Linked DNA regions of Homo sapiens: region 2 is linked to region 1. A link is a loop called in an ENCODE intact Hi-C map of the cell type or tissue named here. Cell type or tissue: IMR-90. All regions are shown on one strand.

The links. Peaks named below come from ENCODE experiments on the same cell type or tissue, not always from the same donor. Only the 100,000 strongest peaks of a DNase experiment are listed, where the experiment ranks them.
Region 2: a loop joins it to region 1, with 12 times the contacts of the local background. A loop is called at or near these places in 3 of 110 quality-filtered maps.

The regions. Positions count from the first base shown.
Region 1 is chr2:145,918,545-145,921,044 of GRCh38, reverse strand. No RefSeq gene overlaps it. Among named protein-coding and RNA genes, the nearest start is that of LINC01911, 920 kb to the left of the region's middle. In IMR-90, a CTCF peak has its summit at 1,357 (motif pointing right); no DNase peak of the experiment used is centred here.
Region 2 is chr2:144,523,889-144,526,388 of GRCh38, reverse strand. The region is part of intron 1 of LINC01412 (long intergenic non-protein coding RNA 1412); the gene reads right to left. LINC02993 (long intergenic non-protein coding RNA 2993) reads left to right here and starts at 1,945. Exons shown (of 2, transcript NR_136320.1): 1 at 1,945-2,002. In IMR-90, no CTCF peak of the experiment used is centred here; no DNase peak of the experiment used is centred here; H3K4me3 peaks cover 1,077 bases; H3K27ac peaks cover 805 bases.

The DNA of each region.
Region 1 (2,500 bases):
TGAGAATAGGCACAGAAGCAAGAAATTGGGCTGTCAAACAACTCAACAAAGCCAGTAGTTTAGTATTTCACAATAAATCCTAATTATCAATGTAATGCAAAACAATATCTTGGGGAACAATAACATTTTTTTTTCTAAAGGGCACTGAACAATCACTAAGCTAGTAGAGAATTGATTGTAATTTAAATAAGATAATGAGGAATAAGTTACCATTATCTTCTACAAATATTTTCATACCCATGAAATAAAATAAAAGTAATATACATTTAATATACTTTGAATACACTGAATAATGCATTGAATGTACTTTCAATATATAACTGCAATTAAATATTAGAGGACTTTTTTTCTTTCTTTAAAATTTAACATGTTCACCCTCCAGAAAAGTTTCTTGAGTATAATTACAATGTATACACCTATTATCATTAGGTTCCACTAAATTTATCTTTCTTTCTATATATATACAGATGTCATTATAATTATCACTAAAGTGATAAATTATCCATGTTGGAATTCTAACAAATAGGGGTGTCACAGTGGCGTTTTGGGAAGAAAATCCATGCCTTTAATCCCATATCCTTCTCACGAACCTAGCTCATTGATGCAAAATATTAAACCATTGAACAAGAAAATAGATTCTATGCAAGAGGTATTTCCTTTAGAGGAACGAAATTTATGGGACCAAAGACTAGGTTGTCTGAGGATAAAATTCAAAATAACCATGGAGGAAATAACATGAGGATTTAATTCTTTCCCAAGGAAAATTGTAAAGAGAAAATAATCTAATACTAACCTATAAGCTAATGAGAATTAACTGTGAAATAAAAATTTCAAAAAACCTGGTATACATGTATTGTTCTTACTGTTTTCCTTCATCAAAATAGCTGTTGAAATAGTAGAGAATTTGTACATATCTTTATATTCTGCTTTAAATATTTTTGTTGATTGAATATAATTTTGCATGACAAGGTATATAAATGACTTTTTCAATTACCACATTGATCTAGACTTCCCTTTTCCTTCTGAGTTTGCAAAAATAAATTTCCAATAAAAGCAAAAATGAACACAGCAACAAGTGAAAATCAAGGGCATTTGTCATTTCAAGCATATAACTCTACCTTACTACTTTCTAAATATCTTATGCCTTATTTTTGCTCTTGCTTCTGTTTACACATTCAGGTGGCAAAAGTTAATGTTATATTGTCAAAAAGCAAATGAAATTATTTGACTAAATTTAAAATTAAAGTTATAATAAAGTGCCTCTAATTATGTTTTTCCCTATGCCCTTATTTGGCACTGTTCAAAATGATTTAGAAACATTTTCAATTTTATGTACAGTATATGCCAGTAGGTGGTGGTAGTATTTTCTACAAGCACTACAATGCTATTTTCATTAGTAAATAACCCAAAAAATAGAGATCACTTTCAGAACTTCAATAATTCTTAGAGGAATATAGAGACTTCAGAAGTAATCTTTCCCAAGTTGTATTTCTAGACTCGGTTTAAAAGCAAAACTAGGCACTAAGCATTTTAATCTATGTACCAGATTTTTGGGAATATGGTCGGGGGGAACCTCTGATAAATTTGGGGAGCTGTGTATTTAATTCCACAGCATCGATCATTATATTTTTATTTTCTAACAGATGCTAGACATTAAATTGGAAAATTGGAATTGAAGATAAAAGGTGAGATATGTATACCCAGTCAGTGGGTTATTTTAACCAGATTTTCTCCTTCATCATGGCTCATTTGCATTGTGAATACTCTGAAAAAGACAGCTTTTGTGGACTCTTTGCTGTGTTTGTTGCTCCTACAATGTAATACTATTCAAAGAGTCTGATTGTGTATTCAGATATTACATACATATTGCCCTGGGTCTGGGATTTCCTGTTACTGTGAATGATAAAGACTTTTTTCCTACTTAATGTACAATTATCCCATTGTGTCTGCATATGTGAAAGGGCACCTCTGTGGAATATCCATAACTAAAGGAAGAGACTGAGAGATGAGGGAATGCAGCATTTTGGCAGATAATAGAAAGGAGGTATATTTAGTAATTGAGATAAGCGAGGTGAACATTAGAGACTGTCCCAGACAAGAGCTTACTTCAACTTCAGATGGGATGGTTTGGAAAGTGATCTGGAATTTAGGACTTTCTGAACTGCATTTTTAAAGTGTTTTCCTGACCTTAATTTAATCCAACTTTTGGGAATCCAAAATACCCCTACCAGCTCAGTCCAATATTATTTTTAGAAATCAGGAGCTGGAAGAAAGTACAGAGAATGCTTCGAGTTTGAAAAGCGAAGATCTCTTTAAATTTTAATCTAAAGGTAGGAGTAGAAGAGTTAATATATTATGCCCAAAGTCTGGTCCTTGGGCTGGCAGTTTCAGCATCACCTGGGAGGTGGTCAGAAATGCAGAATCTCAGACCTCGCCTTCCTCACACCTACTGAATCAGATCATGCAGTTTCATGAGACCTCCTGGAGACTTACAATCTTG
Region 2 (2,500 bases), 1.4 Mb after region 1:
TACTTTGGACTTTAACTGGCACAGGAGAATAAAAATATCAGGGATACACTTACTTAATCATTTTTAATAATTTAAATCAGCCCATATGTTAGTAAGTAAAAGATAAAAAATGATCCTAAATACCAGGCCTGAGTTATTTGTCAATTGCTGCAATTTTCCACTTTTAGACTTGAATTAATAGACATAACTAAAAATTTAAATGACAAAATTCCAATAAGAAAACATAGTGCATAATTAGTGCACATCTCTGGATTTGGGGAGGAGAGTGACTTGATTTTACATAGAGTATTGTTTTTCCTAATTAATTGTAGTGTGCCACATATTTGTATGTGAATGCCTCATAAATGGTTTACAAATTGTTAAGAAGTTTATGGATATCTAGAAAGAATATTACAGCTCAATAAATAAACTTTTACAAGTGTAGAAGAGAAATTTTGCATTAAAATGTGACTTTGTTTCTTCATCCTGAGAGAATGAATTTTTAAAAAACACATTTAAAATCAAGCATTAGATATGCAAATATGTGTTCAGATCAGAGATACTAAAATTATTCAAATGATTAATTATTCATCATAAAATGTCAATTAATAATTATGAAGCAGAAAAGGCATCTTTCTAATACATCTTTATTTTTCTTGGCCTAAAAAGGGCTAAATATACATGTTCAATTGACTTCTATCAAGTTTTTAAAATTCAACAAAGTAAACAAATTGTAAACAAGTGAAAACTCTGAATTTTAATGAGAACAACAAATATGCCCAAAGTGAAGGGAAGAGCAAAAAATAATAATAAAGAAAACAAAACAAAAACAGTTATGTTCATGACATATGCCGCCTCATGCTCACTCACCTGCTAGGTAACGGACAGTAACCTAGCCTAGTCAAGAAAATAACCCAACAACCCAAGTTGTGAATTTGCTTAGTAATGTGCAAACTACGTGACATGATGATGTTTCTCTCTGAATTGATCAATCTTTGTTGGGGTTCAGGAGGAGTGCTTTGGGAATTTTTTACCCTTTGCAAATAGTCATCAGAAGAAAAGCGCAGTTTAAGTTTCATAAAATTACCTATTGTAATGTCTAAAGTCTGTTAACAAATTAAGTACTACTAAAATATGGCTGTAAACAAACTTTTTCACATTGCCTTAATTCTAAAGAATGCCCCTATGCCAAGCATTATGCATTTTTTCCAGGAAGACTATATCTATTATATCTTGTCTTTTAAAATTATCAGTCTGAGCTGATGTGATAATATAGAAGAATAAACCATTATGGTCACTGAAATATTGATTTATTTTATTTTTATTATTATTATTTTACTTTTCACTGACACCTGGTGAACTTGTCGTCTCTGAGACCCGGGGAGTTATTTTAGTCAGGGTGTCCCTGCCCTCCTGCTGGTAGATTAATTACACATTAAACGTTCTGTTTTCAAAACGAAATGATAAATCTGGACACATAAAAGAGGCACAAAAAGAATCACAGCGAGGGAGAAGAGTGGATGTTAAGAAACAAAACAAGAAATTGCAAAAGGGAGATATCAGATAGAAAGGAGAACGTAGGAAATGCAACTGGGAAAGAATTTCAAGAAAATAAGGATAAAGGGCAGGGAGGGCTGAAAGGAGGGCCAGAGGGAGGAAAAGCAGGAGGGAGATTTTTGGTTTTCAATTCCCTGGTGAGGCTGCTGGCGTCCGCGCCCTCAACGCCCCAGCCTTCCAAGTTGAGGCGAAAGCCACCTCCTCGGGCCTGCGTCGCATCCAACTTACTCCAAGTTTTCTGGTGACTCCTACAGGGCCCCTTTCCGTCCCCCCCCCCGCTCCCCGCCCCCCAAGCCTTAGTGAGATTGACAGTCGCGTGGAGGAGGCTTTTCCAGGCACAGCCTTTCTCATGGTAATCAGCCCCCGGCATCACCTCCCGGCCGCGGCTGCGCCCGCTCGGAGCGCGGCTCGCGGACCCCGGGGACCGGAAACAGGGCGGCGGGCGGGGAGCAGGCGAGCGAGCCAGGTCAGCTGACCGGGCGGCGGGCGGGGGTCGCAGGATCCCGGGCGGGGACAGGTCTGGGGGAGGGCGGTCTGGTGGGAGGGGGCCGAACACCGCCCCCCCCCGCGACGCGCTCCTCCGCCTGTGCAGCGGGGCCCTTCCTGGAGATCAAATGCAGGGACCGAAGCTGGCGGCGGGGGTTGGGGCGGGGTGTGTGGGGGGGGGAGTGGCAGAGCGCGCGGAAAATTGGGGACAACAACCAGACCTGTTTAGCATCAATAAATTAAGATGCTCATTTGGGTCCTGAAGTTTGCTGGTTCCTGTCAGTGGAGACGTTGGCAAAAGCCCTGAAGCCGAGATTCAGCCTTTACTTCAAAAAAATAAAATAAAATCAACCCCTCAGCTGGCCGCCCTGCTGGGGCCAGGTGACGTGCGAGATTCCACAGCCTGCGGGTCTCGCAGCAGGGATGTTAGGGACGGTCTGAGCTTCTCTGGTCCTGTTTTGGTTTTGTTTGAAAGGGC